Regions from separate parts of the Mus musculus genome. Here region 2 is linked to region 1. The links are chromatin loops, found by intact Hi-C in ENCODE. Cell type or tissue: heart. All regions are shown on one strand. Links, peaks and the distances in the headings refer to the core of each region. The heading gives the core; the rest is flanking DNA.

What was found. Hi-C counts contacts between places; a loop is a spot of excess contacts. Peaks named below come from ENCODE experiments on the same cell type or tissue, not always from the same donor. Only the 100,000 strongest peaks of a DNase experiment are listed, where the experiment ranks them.
Region 2: a loop joins it to region 1, with 2.2 times the contacts of the local background. A loop is called at or near these places in 6 of 42 quality-filtered maps.

What each region holds. Positions count from the first base shown.
Region 1 is chr6:39,340,107-39,349,995 of GRCm38, reverse strand. It overlaps Slc37a3 (solute carrier family 37 (glycerol-3-phosphate transporter), member 3), which reads left to right. Exons shown (of 15, transcript NM_028123.3): 9 at 478-656; 10 at 2,566-2,707; 11 at 4,000-4,101; 12 at 4,654-4,701; 13 at 5,592-5,743. Among named protein-coding and RNA genes, the nearest start is that of Slc37a3, 33 kb to the left of the region's middle. In heart, for the core only: CTCF peaks have their summits at 1,408 and 5,775; DNase peaks (open chromatin) are centred at 1,715 and 5,765; H3K27ac peaks cover 482 bases.
Region 2 is chr6:39,260,127-39,270,015 of GRCm38, reverse strand. It overlaps Gm34147 (a long non-coding RNA gene), which reads left to right and starts at 4,405. Exons shown (of 4, transcript XR_377568.2): 1 at 4,405-4,575. Gm26008 (a long non-coding RNA gene) reads left to right here. Exons shown (of 6, transcript XR_001785221.2): 5 at 3,507-3,683; 6 at 4,215-4,366. It also overlaps the pseudogene LOC115490450. In heart, for the core only: no CTCF peak of the experiment used is centred there; DNase peaks (open chromatin) are centred at 5,105, 6,175 and 7,885.

The DNA.
Region 1 (9,889 bases), core at 1,301-9,300:
GTCCAAGGACAGGAAATGAAATTACACTCCTCTTTGGAAGTTAAAGGAGCAGTTTGGCCCTGTCCATACTGACCGTTACAGCCCCATCTTATACCACTACAGGGAGTTGAGAGGAGTGCAGCTCACCTTCTCACAACAGGAAGAACCAGACATTTGCAGATGGTTTGTATGTCTGAGACACTGGCTAAGAGAGTAACGTCTTGAGACTGGATTCTTTTCCTTTATGAAAACGATTCAGTCTGCTCTTTTCTTACGGCTAACTGTGGGGTGTACAAGCGAAGCCTCAGGAGCTGAGAAGCGTGCAGCTCGTCCTGACTGAATGGGCTTGGTAGCCTCAGTCGGCTATAGTTGGCCTTGGTCTCCTACAAGATGAAAATAAGGACAGTATCAACATTGTGAGTGGTGATGTGTGCAGAGCCTCGGAAGGCCAGGCACACAGGCTGTGTCTGTACAGGGCCGCTGTTAATACTCTCCTAGGTCTCCCGAGTATCGGGGCAGAGGAGAGCTCGGAAGAAGATTCACAGAGGCCACTCATCGATGGTGCTGAAAATGAAGATGACTATGAGCCTAACTATTCGATCCAGGAGGACAGGGCTGTCGTCCAAGTGAAGGCCATAAGCTTTCATCAGGCTTGCTGCCTTCCTGGGGTCATCCCGGTAAGGACTCCCTGGTCTCCTTCCACAGCTGGCCGGGTGTGGTACCTTCAGTGCTGTGCTGGGTGGGGAGCACGCTGCCTTCTACTGTCTACTGATGCAGTCCTAGGTGGTTGTGTAGCATCTGTCAGCTTCCCTGGTAGCCATGGAAACCCTGTCACATATAGAAGCTTCAGACAACAGGGGTTGGGCGGGCATGTCCAGACGTGACTCGTGAACATGCTGATGCTGATCCATCATGCAACTGCCAAGGCACAGTTAACAAGTTTTTAAATATTTTGATCTCTCAGATTTACCTGGACCAAGAGGGGTTTTGAATGGTTCATCATCTGCCTATTTGTGAATTCTGATCATTCTGGGGAGTAGGGAGTTGCCCAGTCCTAGGACAGAGTACACAAGGATTTCTTGGTAATTTATCCCAGCATTTCCACAACCTTTGCAGTCCAGGTCAACTCTGTCTGAGCGGAGCCCCTCCTGCTGCTGCAGTCTGTCTGTCTTCATGTTTTGGGGGTCCTATCACTGGAGTGGAAGTTAAGAGGCCTAGGTTGTGTTTGCAGCTTGCCCAGTAACTTTCTGTGAGACTTGGATAAGTCTCCCAACCCATCCTTGTGTCTCAGTGCCAGGGAATGGAGATGGCACCCATCTTGCCTGGCTCATTGTATAGTTCACAAAGCATCTGATTTCATGATGCAAGTCTGCAGCCATCCTACTCTGTCCCTCCCAGCTCTCTTCTGCCCTCTGCCTCTCTGCTAAAAAACTAACCCTACGAACAGGCAGTCAGTCAAGTGTAACACTCTCTAATTCTTAGAGCTAGGGAATAGGGAAATAGAGATAGAGATAGGGAAACTCTGGTTCCTTTAGGCCCTTGTAGTCCTGTTCTTATGAACATAGTGCCTTTCGGTTATAAAAATATTATACCAGCAGTTGTTTTGGTAGAGACAGAACTTCAGTTTGTTGTGGCTAAACAAGAAACTTACTTGCTGGCTCCTTTGTACTCCTAAGCCATTGTTCTCTGGCACTGGCAGGGTGGAGAGGAAGTCTAGCTAAGCCTTTGTCTTTGTAGCAGGCTTCTGGGCTGAGAGCTGTGGTGGTCAGGATTTGGCTCTCTACGGGGTGTCTGCTACCCTGCCTGCCAGGGAAGCACTTTTAAAACAAGTGGCACCTGGGAAATCACTGGCACTGGGGTGGGGGTGGGGGTGGGGTGCAGGAGTTCTAGCCAGACACTCTTTGAAGTCCGCCCTCTTCCTCTGCCTTCCCTTTGATGCTAATAGTCAGGGTTTCCTGGTAATAATGTATGTGTTGAGTACAGGAGTCTCAGCCATCACCCACTTAAGGCAGCTCTTTCAGAAGAGAGCCAGAGGCCAGTGGAAACCATAGCTCTTTCTTTTTGGCCCTCCAGAAAGGCTCTTTTCTGTGGGATGTGGTCCACAGGTAGATGTCTTTCTGTCTGTGACTGAGTCATTAACTCTCCGTAGTTTGCAGAATTAAATTTGCGGGGAGAGAACCAAGAAAGCCTGGCTGCCAGCAAGATGAGCTGAGGTTTGCTAGGCCAATTTGCCTGTGGCTGATGGTGGTTGGAAGCATGAACACCAGGGACCTTTTGTCTAAATAAAGAAACGTGGGTACAGTGTGTACTGCTTTCTGGGTTTCAAACACTGCCTTGCTTTTACCAGAGAAATGATAGAAGAAGAAACTGGGGGTAGTTAAGAAAAAGCTGTGCATAATTCCTTCCTTCCTTCCTTCCTTCCTTCCTTCCTTCCTTCCTTCCTTCCTTCCTTCCTTCCTTCCTTCCTTCCTCCTTTCTTTTTTTGGAAACCAGTAGAAGTAAAGAAAGAGGGCTTCTGGGTAAGGTCAGGGAGGACCCCATGCTGTGCTGTATGCTGCTTGTTGACAGTTGTGGTTTCTCCTGCAGTACTCACTGGCCTACGCCTGCCTGAAGCTAGTGAACTACTCCTTCTTCTTCTGGCTGCCCTTTTATCTGAGTAACAACTTCGGGTGGAAGGAAGCCGAAGCTGACAAGCTGTCCATTTGGTACGACGTCGGAGGTATCATAGGTACGCATGTGTGCCTCTCCTTCCGCGTGGTTAGTCGCCTGCCATCTTTCAGAGTTAGGAAATCTCATTTGAAGTTTTATTGCTTGCTCCACAGCCGTCTTTCCCAACCCGTCCTACCAGTAAACACGCAGCTTCTGTGAGAACAAAAAGTCCAAAGGAAGAGGGCCAGCTTGAGACTGACAGGCTGTGGTTTATAGGGGCTGTCTTCTCTTAGTCTGCGGGTGATGGATCAGCTCTTTTGTCCTGGGAACACTTGGAAATCTCTTTAAATGCAGCGCCTTTGTGTGCTTTCAGGGATGGCTTGGCTTTGAAGCTGATTTTGTGAGAGATTCAAGATGGAGTAGGAATGTGTTCATTTTGGCTTCCTCCCACTGTCCCGCTATCTCCAGCCAAGGAAGCAAACATAGCACCTTAGTGTGTAGATTGTCAGGTACCAGAGGAAGGGCAAACAGAAGGATTTCCCTTTCCTTTCTTGTCTGTGTTTGCTGGATACAACAGATTTATTTTATTTTCCAGGCTAGGGATTGAACCCTGGGTTAGGAAATGTACTATAACCCTAGTTCTATAACAGATTTTAGCAGTGGCTTTGCGATGTAGCCAGAAATACAAATGAGGAAATAATAAACCCTTAGGCAAGACCAACAGATTATACACTGTGGCCTCACCTTAACATCTCTGTCTGTGGTATTTACACATTAAGCCAAGCTACCCTGAACACAGGAATAGCACAGAAGGCTCTTAGGTGTCACGCTGATATTATATTTGAACTTGGCTATTGGTAGTCTTAGGTCTAGAGCCAAAGGTAATGTAGACGCCCTGGGACCTGATCATACTTCTGTATCTTCCACAGTTAAAGGCATCTTGGTGCAGAGCGAAAGAAGTGGGTTTGGAGCGGCAGCTCAAGGGCTCTTCCTTAAACTAGCTGTCGAGGTTGAGCCTTACTAGATCACACTAGGCATCCGGGCTGCTTTCAAGCTTGTGATCTTTCTGTTCCAGACTTCAGGGGGACGGCAAGTGCAGGCTCACTTGATTCAGTTCTTCATGCTTTAAGTTCAAATGAGGAAATCCAGGGGAATCAGTTTGTTTTTTATTTGATAGGGAAAGTGGTAAGTATGATATTGATGGTTTTGGTAGTTTTCTTTTTTCTTACTTTGTGGTGTCCTGTCCATAGGCAGCCACTGTGGTGGGGACACTTGGGAGAACCAGCTGTATCTGTCCCCCGAGGGGCTTGTCTCAGACAGCTGAGCCCAGCCACAGCTGCTTTCCACTGACCGTGTGCTTTGTGCTTGAAGGTGGGACTCTGCTAGGCTTCATCTCTGACGTACTGCAGAAGAGAGCACCTGTGCTGGCCCTCAGCCTCTTCCTGGCCGTCGGGTCCCTTGTTGGGTATAGCCGTGAGTATTCCTTTGTAATTGCCTTGATTCCTGATCTCTTGAAGGTAGGCACTTGCCCAGAGTCGGTGGCCAGCCATGGAGAGATCTGTGATTAGCTCTGAGTGCCTGGGAACTGTCATCACATGGTTTTATTTGTGTGGGGAGGAAACCGTCATCTCGTCATCTCCCTTGCTTTGTGGACCTGTTTAAAAGCTTGCTTGGGAGTGTATTGCTTTGTTTGAGGGGCGGCTCCAGAGGGACAGCATTAGAGCCAATAAAACCATAAAAGGAGGCAAGGTTTCTAAAGCGGGAGGATGGTAATTAGTAGGTCTTGGGGTATGTGTGTGTGTTCTAAAGCCGTAGAGTTGTTCTCTGGCTTTTAGACATCTCATTAGCTTGAGCAGTAGCCAGAGACAGGACAAAAGCTGGAAGGGCCCCGTCTGTCTTTGTTGTCTCTGGAGGGATTGTGCTGTGGCGGGTTAGGGATGGGGATGCAGTCGCTTGCTGTGCACTGTTGATGGAGGCACATGCAACTGCTTTTCAAGTCACTGTGGTGTGTCTCTTCTCTCACAGGCTCTCCAAACAATAAGTCCATCAATGCGCTTCTGATGACCATTACAGGTATGGTCGACCCTTCTGTCCACTGCGCTGTCCCTCTGGGAGCTCAGAGAAAGCTGTCTCCCACAGGTGGACTGACACTAAACCTTTGTTATGTAGACCTCAAGTGATAGGAAGATAAATGTCTTTGCCAACTTCTCTCTGCCCATGGGTAACTTCTTCAACCTTCTGAGACAGAAGCTGTCCCTGTGGACAAACCCAAAAATTTGGTTTGTTGTTCCATGTCTGGCTTTGACTTCAGAAGGTGACTTAGTAAGGCCTCACATTGGAATCCCATCCACTAGCTTGTGGAAGTGCAGAATAGCTAGATTTTTTTTCTCTCATGCCAAAACTGGGAAATATGTTTATATATATGTGTGTGTGTGTGTGTGTGTGTGTGTAATTTTTTAATTCAGCAAGATGTGTGGCTATGATTCCAGTAACATGACTGAGTTTACCAGAGCCAGGCCACATCCACCAGAGGGCTGTGCCTTACAAGAACAAGAGCTGTGGTTTCAAAGGGGACAATCCTGTTTAATCCCTTTGAAACAGCACTGTCTCATCCCTCTCTTTCCAGCGTGTTGGTTGACTCGGGTGGATTGGTGTTTGGGGGACATAATTGTGTTGTAATGGACCCTGACAAGCTGCTACTGTTTGTTGATGAGTCCATGCCTACTGCATTGAAATGGCCGACTGTTCCACTGGGACATAGACACTAGAGTGTCATATCACTGGAGAATGGATTTCAGAAGAGCAGATACAGTTAGTCTGAAAGTACTATCTAGAAGCACTTCCTTTAGTTTCTGTTTCTCACCAACACGTTGGTTAAGACATTGGAATATTTTATCTATCTGGTCAATGGCTAGAAATGTGGATCATATTTTAACATGAACCTGTTCTCTTTATGGCTTCAGGGTTTTTTATCGGCGGACCATCCAATATGGTTAGCTCTGCTATTTCTGCAGACTTGGGTCGCCAAGAGCTGATCCAAGGGAACAGCGAGGCTCTGGCGACTGTCACGGGGATCGTCGATGGAACAGGGAGTATTGGTGCTGCTGTGGGCCAGGTGAGAAGAGCATGTGCTTGCTGACTCCCACGGCAGGTGGCGCTCTTGTGCTGTGGACAGGACGCCCTAGGTTTTCAGCCTCTGAGAGGTGGGACCTGAGATGGAAGGCATCCCGAATGGCCAAAGATTGTGTAGCTAACTCTGAGTACAGTCTGTTTTCTCCATGTCCAGACATTTATGACTGGTCCCAGAGGTTGTCTGTAGGTGTCCTGTAGCAAACTCATCCTGGATGCAGGCTGCTGGAGGTCTATAGACGCTGACTTGGAACCTGTGGGCCTGTATATTCCCACGCAGATGCTGGAGAGCCTCTAGGTTAGACCTGCCTTACTGAAGCAGTCAGGATGTCTTAAGTTTACTGGTTTGCTTGATGACTGGGGTGAATCACTGCTGTGCCTGTGCTTAGTGAGGGGCAGCAGCGCACCCAGGTGTTCTCCAGCCATGTAGTGGGTGTTTATCAGTGTCTGCTCATTACAGAAATGCAGGCTCTATGAAGGCAGCATCGTGGCCCGGTTGTCTGTGCCACCCCCCACACTGCCCCCCACCCCCACCTTGTAGCCCTCCCTCATCGATCCTGGCACATGGGAGACGTTCTGGTTCCAAAGCACTGTACAATAAATGGTTGACATGCTTAGGATATTTGACTGTATAATTAAAGAACAAGTGTGTGTGTGTGTGTGTGTGTGTGTGTGTGTGTGTGTGTGTAGGTATAGGTATACAAAATTTAACAAGGGTAGGAGGATTTGCTCTGCATGCTCTGGGGTGGAAATCAAGCAGGGCTACTGTCACCCATTCAGAAGGCTTCATGTCTGAGGGGAGGTGAACAGTCGTCTTGCTTTATGCATTTATGTGTCTATGTGTGTGTGCATGCCACGTGGCAAATGTGTGGAAGTCAGGACAACCTGTCAGAATCTGTTTTCTTTCCACTGTGTGGGTCCTGGGGCTTGAACTTGAGACATCAGGCTTGATGACAAGGGTCGTTACCCTCGGCCATCTTTCCAGACCCATTATACTGAGTGTTTTAAATACATTTAACTAGTACACTTGAGAACAGTTTCTCCTGTAGTCCAGGATGCCCTTGAGTTCCTGATCCACCTTGCACGTGCTGGGATTATAGGCCTGTGTTACCACGCTGGCTACACATGTCAGTGTTCAGACCCCAACTGTAAGCCTGGTGGCAAGTGTCCTTGTCCCCTGGGCCAGCTTGGCAGGACTATTAGTGCGTTTGGACACATATTCCTGGATGAGATTGCATTATCTACTAAGGAGAAACGAGTCCAAGCGTCAAATGTCTACACTGAAACTTAAACATTTACCCACTTACTGTAGAAATAGCACAAGTGTCCATCCAGCAGCTGCTGAATGCATAAGCAGGATGTGGCCGATCCATACAGTGGAGGATTATTTATCAGTTAGAAGGTGACAAAGGCTTGGAAGATACCACAGCATAGAGGAACCTCAGAAATATGCTATTGAAAGAAGCCAGTCATGGGAGACACAGTGTGCCTTCTTCATTCATAGGAAATGTCTAAAATTGGTAAATTTATAAGAAAAGAAAAGACTGGATCTGTGGTGCCTCAGGAGTGACTGCCAGTGGGCTGGCTGCTTATGGAGCTGGCCATAACATTGCTAAATGGCATTAATGATGGGCTGCATCAATTCAGATCCACTAAAAACTATTGTGCTCTGCCCTTGTAGTGGATGTGTCTTTATGTTATCCAAACTGTACGTTGACAGGATGTTTTTAAAGGACTGGTGAGATAGCTCAGTGGGAAAAGGTATTTGCCATCACATTGTAGAATGAGAAAACTGAATTCTGAAGGTTGTCCTTTGACCTTCTCATATACAGTGTGTGTGTGTGTGTGTGTGTGTGTGTGCGCGCGCGCGCGCGTGAACACCCAGGTATACACATAGTGAGTAAGAAAACAGTGTTAGGTGGTGGTGGCTTAGGCCTTTAATCCCACCACTGGGGCTGATCCCTTGAGTTCCAGGACAGTTCCAGGACAGCTAGGCTACACAGAGGAACCCTGTCTTGAAAAACAAACAAAAAGTATCCGTGTGGTTGTTTGAATGATAAATATTTTTTAAAGGTAGAGTTACAGTTACTGTTTAGAAGGCTACTATGTTCCCGAAGCTGTGATGGGTGGTGAGAGTTTTGTGGGTAGGGAGCTTGCTCTGCTGTTCATCCAGGCTGACCTTGATCTTCCTGCCTGTTCTCACTGGTGCTGCCATCCCAGGCGCACTGCTGCACCCAGATGGACTTGAACTCTGTTTATCTGATAGGACCTAGGCCAGGTCACTAAGTGTTTTTGCTTTCATTTTTCCCCAGCACACATTTCAGTAATGGTGTGGTCAAAGGATGTGGCTTATCTCATCTGTGTTCAGGTGGTTTTCAGGACCAATGTCAAGACTGTTTAGCAGGGGAAAGTCATCTCTTCAGCAGTGGAATGGAGGGACTAGATATCCCCATGAAAAAGAAGTAATTAAATCCTTATTTCATACATCAATGACCTCCAAGTGGATTAAAGATCTAACTTGAAGAGCTAAAATTATGAAATTCTTAGAAGAAAACATAGGTCAAATTTTGATTAGAAAATAGATATAAATGGCTAATATAAATGCATGTAAAGATTCTCAGTGGCCTTAGTAGAGAATAGCCACACTGATATCTGACTTCATTCCTAGTGAGGATCAACTTAATAAAAAGCAGAACATAGGGCTTGGAGAGATACTCAGTGCCCTTTTCTGACCTCCATGGGACCAGGCACTCATGTGCCTCACATCTGTGTGTTTAGGCAAAATCAGAGCTGTGCATGGTGATGTGAACATAAACAAAATGGTGCAGAAAATATGGGTATTTCCCCCCCCAAAATTAACTGTGCAATTATTATGTGACCTAGTTTACTTCCCCTTCTCCCCGACTGAAAACAAGGACTAGCATTTGTATGCTGGTGCTTATTACAGTATTACTCATAGTAGATAAAAAGGAGAAACAGGTACTCAACAGAAAAATGGATTAAAAATACCGTGATATTGCTAAACGCATGAAACTCAAGAAGAATGAAGACCAAAGTGTGGACACTTTGTCACTTCTTAGAATTGGAAACAAAACACCCATGGAAGGAGTTACAGACACAAAGTTTGGAGCTGAGACAAAAAGATGGACCATCTAGAGACTGCCATATCCGGGGATCCATCCCATAATCAGCTTCCAAACGCTGACACCATTGCATACACTAGCAAGATTTTGCTGAAAGGACCCAAATATAGCTGTCTCTTGTGAGACTAGGCAGGGGCCTAGCAAACACAGAAGTGGATGCTCATAGTCAGCTATTGGATGGATCACAGGGCCCCCAATGGAGGATCTAGAGAAAGTACCCAAGGAGCTAAATGGATCTGCAACCCTATAGGTGAAACAACAATATGAACTAACCAGTACCCCGGAACTCTTGACTCTAGCTGCATATGTATCAGAAGATGGCCTAGTCGGCCATCACTGGAAAGAGAGGCCCATTGGTCATGCAAACTTAATATGCCTCAGTAGAGGGGAACACCAGGGCCAAGAAGTGGGAGTGGGTGGGTAGGGGAGTGGGTGGGGGAGCATGTGGGGGACTTTTGGGATAGCATTGGAAATGTAAATGAAATAAATACCCAATTAAATAAAAGAAAAATAGAAACAAACAAACAAAAAATACCGTGATATATGTGTTCAGTGGAATCCTATTCAGCCATGAAAAGGAGTGAGATGCTAATGCATGCTCACTGTGTGGTTGAATCTTGAAGATTTTTCTACATGAAAGATTAGTAAGCCAGCCAGAAAAAAAACCAAAAAATATTTACATGAAGTATCTACAATAGGCAAATTTACAGCTTCAGAAAGTAAATTAGAAGTTGGTAAGTCAGGTGTAATCTCAGCATTTGGAAGACTAGAGCAGGAGGATTGCTACAAATTCAAGGCTGTCCTAGACTACATAATGAGTTCAAGACCAGCCTAAGCTACAGAGTGAGACCCTGACTTTGGGGAAAAGAAAACAACAAGATAGAACTTGCCTTTGGGTAGGCTTGTGGGTACTGTGATTTACAGGGCTTGTGTTATGGGTAAAAAGGTTTGGGAAATAAACAGCTTTTGTGGGTATGTATCATTGTGAA
Region 2 (9,889 bases), core at 1,264-9,263, 80 kb after region 1:
AAAGAAAATGTCTCTTCCTGCCAGCATCCCATAACTGCGTATAGATCTTCAGGGAGGGTGGAGGCTCGTAAGTCCCTCCCTCTTCTTGACTGATGTGGACAGGGCCCAATCAGTACTAAATTGCTAATAACCATCCTTGGTCAGGCCAGGGATGTGGCAAGAAAGACTTCTTCCACATCAACCGGAAGCCTCTCCTGGGACAAGGGAATTGAGTGGTAGTCCTGGATTTATTTGGATGTCAACTTCAGCAGGGTGGGCCAGCAACAACTTAGCAGGGGTAGGGGAGGTGGCAAGGTAGGGTGAGGGTAAGGGCGAGGGTGAAGGTGAGGGCGAGTGTCAGATGTACCTTTGCCCAGGTAGTCAGCTGGGAAAGCAGAGACACCGGGCCAAGCTGGAGGTCGTGACCGCCTGGAGAAAAGACCTCCCCTTTCTGATTTACACAAAGGTTCCCCATGAGTTTGCGGGAGCCTCCACTGGTCTGAAAGTGTTCCAGGTTCAACACCGAGGGCTTATTATCTCAATAAGAAAAAGCTGCCTCTTCCCAACAGGAATTTCCAGTCGTGGTTATTAGCCTAGGTGTGACCCAAAGGTAAGAGTCATCGAGTTTCTCCTCAGCTCAGGTTCACCCCACAGTCTGTTCCCTGGTGCTTTTCTTAGCTTTTCTTAGCACAGCCTTTCACCCGTCTTTTTTTTTTTTTTTTCTTTCTCCACTTTGACCTCAGGGTGTCAGCTTCAGGCTGTGTTTAGTCTTAATGCCAGTACCACAAGTCTCTGGTCTTTCCTCCCCTCCCCCTTCCTTCTCTCTCCCTGGCTTAGAAAGAAGTGACTAAACGAGTCCCTCCCGAGGTGAGGTGAGCTCTCTCCCGGGAGTCACAGGGTGGGGTGAGGTGGGTGACATCAAGGGAAAGGGAAAAGGAAAAACAAATAGAAGCAGATGTCTCTGCAGCCCAGGTCCTGGCCTAGGGGATCATGGGGGCACAGAGGAGGTGGGGGGGGGGCGGGGTAGGGACAGGGATGGCAGCTGATAAGTGTTTCCAACCTGGGCCTGGACTCCCTGGAGCCTGAAGCTAGCTGGGCTTCTTAGTCCTTACCTCTCCACGGTCACCTGATTCCTCTTCCAGGGATAGGCCAGTGGCCCTCTCTTCCCTTCCTCCTTATGTGGATTGAGGTCATTTGTAGCCACCCTCCTTTGAGCCAGTGAACACCACATGTTTAAAGTGTGTGGAAACAACTATGGACCAAGTCTGCTGTGTCACCAGGAAACACTGGGTTCCCTTTGCAGGTTCTCAGTTTCATAGACGAGATAATTAAAAATGGATACAGAAAAGAACTCACCAGTTATTATGCCTAAGGAAAACAAACAGCCAGACAGTGGAGGTTGGGATCCTTGAAGCTGCATGGAGCACAGAGCCAGAAGGAGCTAAGCCTGCAGGCTCAGCAAGGAGACCTTACACCTGTGGGGGCTTTGGGTTTAAGTACTGTCATCCGTACAGGGATAGTGCTTCCATTTTAAAATGTTTATCTTCAAGTGTGGTAGCATAATGAACAGGCATTCAATGCCATCCACAGCTGTCCAGTGAGTGTGGGGATACAAAAGACTGTCCCAAAGCAAAAAGGAAAGCTGGGTGCAGTGTCGCACACCCAGCACTCAGGAAGCAGAGGCGGGTAGATCTCTGTGAATTTGAGGGCAGCCTGGTCTACAAAGTGAGACCCTGTCTCAAAAAACAAAATGATGATGATGATGGTGATGATAGTCATTCCTGACCCCACACTGGCTTCCTGCTTGTGTTTACTCCATTCCTGTCAGTGGTGGTATGGGATTGAAGATTTAGCTTCACTTTAGCTATCAACTGTGGCAGCCATTTTCTCCCCTTTATAGAGCTCCCCTCCCTTACAGGGACCTCAAACCCAATTATAATCATCACAGCAGGAAAGAATTTTGGACAAGGCCAGCATGAAGCAGAGATAGAGTTTATTTCATTTGAAACCTGGCGTCATGTAGCCCAGGCTGTCCTCAACCTTGCTATGTATCAGAGTTTAACCTTGACTTTCTGATCCTCCTGGCTCTCCCTCTCAAGTGCTAGGATGACAAGCATATACCATCATGCCTGCTTTTATGGGGTGTAGAGTTCAGACCCAGGACGTTGCACTTTCTAGGTTAGCACTCTACCACCTGAGCTATAGCCGCAGCATCACAGCTCGGATTTAGTTTGTTTAGCTGTTGAGACAGGGTCTCACTGTGTGTCCCTGGCTGGTCTGGGACTCACAGAAATGACCTGTTTCTGCTTCCTGCATGCTAGGAATAAAGGTGCTTGCTGCCATTCCTTACAGAGTTTATTAAATAGCACAGATAGATAGATAGATAGATAGATAGGTAAATAGATAGAGATAGATAAGATATAGATATGTTTTTCTGAGCCCTGGCTGTCCTGGAACTAGTTCTGGAGGTAGTGGCAGCAGATAGACTCTGGAGGTGGAGTTCCAGGCAGTTGGGAGTTGCTTGACACGGGGGATGTTGGACTCCTGGCTGCAGGTGGAGTATGTGAGCCATTTCCCCAGACTCTTTATAAAACATTATTTAAACATACTTAAGAGCAGAGGTTAATAGAGAGGTGCTTAGGACAAAGGGTCGAGTCCAGCTGGCTTAACAATACTTACATGTAGGATTCTGGTTGTTTCGAAAGTTGTTATTTACAAAGTTTGCTAAGAAATGTAAATGAAATCTCAGGATGGACAAAGGTATGCCAGACAGGATTGTACTTGACACAGGGAAGCAATAGGATGCCTCACTGTGAATTAGTTAATAATGTTTTTAAATTGGCTGTGTATATATGTGTGTGTGTGTCTATCTATCTATCTATCTATCTATATCTGCACATGCATGAGGAGGTCAGAGGTCAATTAAAGGAGTTAATTCTATATTTCTACCATGTCAGTCCAGGTGATAGAACTTGGGTTGGCACCTTTACCCACTGAGCCCTTTTGCCAGCATAATATAATGTAATGTAATATAATGTAATATAATATAATATAATACAATGTTTTGTATGTGGAATTCTGGGAAAAAATCTAGGAGAGGAGTAAGGTCCTACCTGAGGTCATACAGATGCAGGCCTTAAGCCAGGTTTGTTGTTATTTTAACATTCATATCTGAAAGTATTTCTATATAAAAGAAATACTTCCTCTGGTGGTAACAATATAACAAATGTTGATAACCAGGAAGGTTTTTTGTTTTGTTTTGTTTTTTTGTTTTTGTTTTTGTTTTTGTTTTGTTTTGTTTTGTTTGAGACAGGATTTTTCTGTGTAGACTTGTCTGTCCTAGAACTCTCTTTGTAGACCAGGCTAGCCTTGAACCCACAGACAACCACCTGCTTCTGCCTCCAGGGTGCTGGGATGTGCCACCAAACTTGATAGCTGGAACTCTTGATTCTCAACTAGTTAGAAGCTTCAGCCGTACTATCGAGTGAGGAATTAATTTTTCTTGTCTTTCCTGTCTCAAAACCTAGGCATCAACTCCACATGCTGCAAGTAGTCTCCAGCCACAGGAAGTCAAGACACAGGAAGTGCAAAGCCAGGTCCTACACTTACCTTCCTGGTGTCTTTAGCAAGGACTGCTGTATCTCTGTGCTCATTTCTCCTGAACTGGTTGACCCCTACGTCCCTAAATGATGTTTGGAGCAGAGGTGTGCATGCTCTCTCTGTTTCTGTCTCTGTCTCTGTCTCTGTCTCTGTCCCTCCCTCCCTTCCTCCCTCTCTCCCCCTCTCTCCCTCTGTCCCACTCACTAGCTTAGGAATAGCAGGACTGCTGACTGATGCTAATCCTAGAGGCCTTCTTAACCCATTTTGGAGTCTTGACTGTTCTATCCTAGCTAATGTGAAGTGCAGGCAGGGCTATACAAAGATGAGCTTGTGGAACCTCCTAGGAAGGATGCCCACAAAGCCAAGCAGGGGAGAGAGATTTGGGTGCAGAAAGCTGAATGTGGAAAGGGCTGGGTTGGTAAACGCTAAGAAGGAGGCTAAGGCAGGGAAGCAGGATGAGGCCTAGGGAGAGGTTGCAAGGAAATACAGTTGTGGTGCTCAATTTGGCAACACATATACTAAAATGATAGAGAGGATTAGCACAGCCCCTGTGCAAGGATGACACGCACATTTTTGAAGTATTTTATTTGTACATATATTTTTAAAGTTAATTACTTAATTTTATTTATTTATAGGCAGGCTTTCACTATGGAGTCTTGGCTAGCCTGGAACACACAGAGATGTATCTTCCCCTGCTGGGATTAAAGGCCTAGCTCACACTAGCCAGAATTTTACAGAAGAAGAAGGAGGAGGAGGAGGAGGAGGAGGAGGAGAAGGAGGAGAAGGAGAGGAGAAAGAAGAAGAAGAAGAAGAAGAAGAAGAAGAAGAAGAAGAAGAAGAAGAAGAAGAAGGAAGAAGAAGAAAGAAGAAGAAAAGAAGAAGAAAAGAAGAAGAAGAAAACGGAAATTTTTATTTGGACAAAAACTTAGGCCTTGGCAGCATGGGGGCTCAAGCCTGGATTCCCAATTCTCTGAAGGCTGATGCAGGAGGATTAATGTGAGTTTGATGCCTGCGTGGTATAGTATGAGACAGTATAAAGAAAGACCCCCCCCCCCCCCAAATAAAAACCACAAGGCCTTCTCCATCCCACAGGAGTGCTGAAGTCAGTGTGGGTGGTCTTGAGGTCTTTGCTCCCTTGTTTCTCAGTTTCATGGCCACACAAATGATTTGGCCCCAGGAGGAGACCAACCTTGTCCTTGGCACCTCCTTTCAGGCAGGGCAGTTCCTGGAGAGGGCCTGTCTGTGAGCTACCATCAATTCCCAAGGGGAACCTGTGCAGAGGTCCTAGGGTCTACCAAGATTCAAGCCAGCTCTGCTCTCCAGCAGCTGAGTGACCTTGACCTGGTTCTGATCCTTATTTAGCATGTGTTTCCGTTTCCTCCTCTGTAAGCGAGGCAAGAACGGGGATTAAATGAAATCTTGTTCTGGAAGGGTAGGAGGCTCACCACACCCCAACCTGGATTGGCTTCTGTCCCAGGAACAGCTGTTAAAGGCTTGATCTGGGGCTTCGGTGTGGCCTGGTCTCCCACTTCCTGCCCCTGGGGTGGTTGGACTTAGCTCTTCTGGCTCTTTTCCAGCTCTGGGGACAGGAAACTGAACCCAGTTCTGGCCTAATTGCCCTCCCTTTTCCTCCTTACTGGAGTCCTGTACAGCTGTGTGTGTGTGTGTGTGTGAGGGGGTGAGGCTCTGGTTCCTGGAATTCCCAGCCTCAGTTATTTGTCTAGCGCAGAATTCAGCCTGAAATGTCACTTTAGGCTTTGAGCCATTTGCTTGTCCCTCTACGTGAGGACAGGGTGGAAGAGCCACAGTTGAATCCTGGTATTTCTGGGTCCCCTGAATCTTACCTGTACCGTCAATGGCAGAAAAGCGGAAAAGATGGTAATAAAATAGAGTGGGGGTCGGGGGTAAGTCTCAGGGGCCCCCTGGGCATATCGGAACCTGTGTGAATTGGGGTCCTTCTTCTAAGCAGACACAGCTTGGCTGCCAGTACCTCTGTGTAAGCTAGCAAAGCTTATAAGAACCCCTGGGAGCCTGAGGTTCAGGGTCCTGTCTATTGCGCCCCATAGGCAGTGATATCAGGATGAAGGTTCAACTCCATGGCGCAGGCTCCTTGCTCTGCCAGGATGCTCAGCACTCGTTGGATTCTGGTTTGTCAGCTCATCACTTAGAGCTCATCTTTCCCCACACCTGATATCACTTTCTGTCTTAGAGCCTTAGATGTAGTTTTCTTCGCTAGCATTCCTAGGATCTAGAGTAGTACAGGGCAGTGAAGCCTGCTTCTCTGGGGACAGACCCCCAGACACAGAGGCACCCCAGCCAGCCTTTGCAAACATGTGTCTGTCTGGCTAGTCCTTTGCTTTGCTACAGCCCATGCCTGGCAGTTCCTTCCTACAGAAGTGGAAAGAGATGGTAACAGCAGCCTATCCATAAGCTAGCACTGGGTGCTGGGTAGGGCAGAGGTCAGAAGTCTGACCTCTAGATTTAGCTAGATATATTCTACCCGCCCAGTGGCAATCCTTATGGCTTCTCAAAGACCATCTATCACCACAGCAGAACTGCATTCTATTATAGCCACACGTGGCCCACAGGGTGAGGCGGAGAATGAAGTGTTCCCTGGCAGCGTTGCAGGGGTGACTTCACTAGTCCAAGGGAGAAGTAGCAGATTACATTCTAGAGTCGGTGGATGTGTGTTTTGAGTGTTGGATCACTTGTGGGACCTAAAAGAGGCACTTCTCTGTGCCTTGGGTTTTCTCGTCTATCAAACGGGAGAGCGTCAAGCTTTGAGGGTTGTTTTAAGTATTGGATGAATAAGCACATAATGCATAGTCAAGATCAATAATGCTAGCTATTACAGTGGCAACCCTTGAGATCCCAGTGGATAAACACACCTGTCAGATTTCCATAAGCTCAGTGTTTGAAATTCCCAGCGATGCATTGTAGCTGGTTGTCTGGGCGGTCTCGTGCGCTGTGTACTCAGATGCTGAGTTCTGTGCCCTGAGATCAGGTTGCAGTCTGGACATGGGCATTGTATTGACCAATGTGCTGTAAAGGATGCTCCCTGGTGATCTCTGATTCATTAATAAAAGGCTAAAGCCTGTGCCTGGGCAGAAGAGAGAGGAAGACGAAACTTGAAATCGAATAGGGGGGTTTCGGGTAGGGGCTGATATATTATTTTTCCACCAGTGAAATGAGCCGATTCAAATCAGATTAGATTATATTAAATGCAGATTTATTGGGAAAGCAGCTCTTTGGCAGGCAAGTTCACTGGCCCCAAGGAAAGAGGCCAAGGAAGTTTTCATGGGAAGGGAGAGAGAGGAGAGGGGGAAGGGAGAGACCAAAATGTCTGGATTATATAAGAGCCTCTGGGGGGAAGGGCAGCCCAGTCTCTGGGCTGGAAAGTTCAGGGTATGCCAGGTTGGGAGAACCTGGAGGTCAGGTCTACTTTGATATGTAAAATATGCACCCCACTCCCCAGGTCTGGAAACTAGACAGGGCCCCTGTGAAGAAGAAAAAGGTAGGGGAAGAAGCAGCATCCTATGAGGCAGGATGGACCATGAGCACATGGCCAAGAGATGCTCACATTGAGGACATCCATGAAATACAGCCAGACTCAGTTGGCAAGCAATGGAGCATTTATCTGATTATTAATAGCCTAGGCAGGTTATAATAGTCTCAGAACCTGCCCAGTTTAGATTTGTAGCTTGTTAAAAAAAATTCTGATGTGTTTCTGTTGTTTACTCGGGAGCTAAATGGGAAAGAATGGGCTGGCAGATGGCTCAGCAGGTAAGAGCACTGACTGCTCTTCCAGAGGTCCTGAGTTCAAATCCCAGCAACCACATGGTGGCTCACAACCACCTGTAATGAGATCTGACACCCTCTTCTGATGTGTCTGAAGACAACTACAGAGTACTTATTTAAAATAATAAATAAATCTTGGGGTTGGAGCGAGCAGGAACTGAGTGAGTTGGGCCAACTGGAGTGACCAGAGGTCCTAAATTCAATTCCCAACAACCACATGAAGGCTCACAACCCTCTGTACAACTACAGAGTACTCATATACATAAAATAAATAAATAGATCTTTTTTAAAAAAATAAATAAATGGGAAAGAACAGGGCAGAAACCCCTTACTTCAGTACTTGGTCTAAGAAGAATCACGTTGGGACAGTCAGCATTTCATCTGTGAGATTGGTTAATCCTTGCTCTGTGGCAGTGTTCCAGACGCTCCAGCCTTAGAGGCAGCCTGCTCGCCCATGTTGTGCTGCTTGTAACTCTTCCTATGCGCCCTGAAGGAAGCACCATGAACAGAAGGCCTGTGCCTGTCAGTAGCCTCAAAGGACACATCCCTCACTGAGTCATTAGGGTTCTGGTGACAGCCAAAGCCTCCAAGACTTTGTATTGCCAGACTGACCTCGGCTTGGGGTGATGAGTTCTGTGAGCTGGCCATCCGCAGAGACGCTTTCCTTTATTACTCCCCCGACATCACTCACGGGGGCTTTAAGCAGAGTCATTAAGTGGTTCTAGCTCAGGACGGTAATGAGCACATGATGCTGGAACCAGGACACTGGCTTGTTACTAACATGTTTCTCCATCTCTGTATCTGGCCTGTATCTGTCCAGATGGAAGAGTCTTAACCCGTGACTGCATCTCCCCACTCCCCATCCCTCCTCTCCCACTCTTCCTCTCTGCCTCTGGGTCTTACAGAGCCTAGGGTGGCCTTGAACTGCTATGTTCACACCTAACGATGACGTTGTGCTGTTCCTCCCAACTACACTTCCTGAGCACTGGAGTTGTAAGTTACATACCCTGTTTATATGGCACTGGGGATTGAACCCCTGGCTTCATGCATGGTAGGCAAACACTCTGCCAACTAAGCCGCATGTCTAGGCTTCTCCTCCTCCTCCTCCTCCTCCTCCTCCTCCTCCTCCTCCTCCTCCTCCTCCTCTACCTCTCCTCCTCCTCCTCCTCTGCCTCCTCTACCTCTTCCTCCTCCTCCTCTACCTCTCCTCCTCCTCCTCCTCTACCTCTCCTCCTCCTCCTCCTCCTTCTTGTTTTTAACCTACCTCAGCTATCCTATAAGCATATTCCATATGGGACCTGGATTTGCGTATGTGTAAAATGAATTATGTCTGTATATCTTACTGATTAGGAGGAGGGCTCTGTGCCAAGCATCCGTGTGGACGTCAGAGGACTTGAATGAGGTGGTTTTCTCCTGTTACTCAGATCCCGGGGACTGAACTCAGGTTTTCAAGCTGGCAATCAATTTGTGTGTTACTTTTATTATTTGTGTGTGTGTGAGTGTGTGTGTGTGAGTGTACTCGAGTGTGTGCAGTACCCTAGAATGTTTGAGCCTAAAGGTCTAAAATCCCCAGGAACTGGAATTATGGGCAGTAGCGAGCCATAAAGTGGGTGCCCGGACTCGAACTCAGATCCTCTGGAAGAGCAGCAAGCTCTCTTAAGCACTGATCCATCTCTCCAGCCCTCTGTTTTGTTTTGTTTTTTTGAGACAAGTTATCAATCTGTAGTTGAGAGGCTATTCTAGAACTCATGGCAATCTCCCTGCCTCAGCCTCCAGAACACTGGTATTCCAGCTGTGAGCTGTCGCAGGGCTATCTTTCAGTCCCTTGTTCATCGTTCCTTTGAATGTATCAAGATGCTCTTTATTTACTTACTAAAGTATTTTTATTTATTATTGTATGTCTGAGTATGTGTGCTTGCACATGTGTGTATGAGCACCTGCAGAGGCCAGCCAGATCCCTCGGAGCTGGAGTCACAGGTGGCATGAACTGCTTGACGTAGGTGCTGGGACTGAATTCTGCAAGAGCAGCAGGTGTTCTTAACTGCAGAGTCATCTCCAGCTCCCTTTGTTTTATCTTTAATTAAAAAAAATGTATATATATCAGTGATATGCACAAACCTCAAGGACTCAGACAAACTTTAACCCTACCCCCCAGATACAGATCCCTCCTTCACCCAGAACAAGAGGCCTCTAGAAGCAGCGTGAGGAAGTTAAGATGTCCTATTGGCAACGCTAAAACAAGGGAAGCAAAAGGGGCTAATTAAAAAAAAATTTTTTTTAATTTTAGATGTTTTATTTATTTGTTTGTTTGTTTGTTTGTTTGTTTATTTATTTATTATAAGTACACTGTAGCTGTCTTCAGACACACCAGAAGAGGGCATCAGATCTCATTACGGGTGGTTGTGAGCCACTATGTGGTTGCTGGGATTTGAACTCATGACCTTCAGAAAAGCAGTCAGTGTTCTTAACCACTGAGACCTCTCTCCAGCCCTGAGGTAAAATTTTAATAATG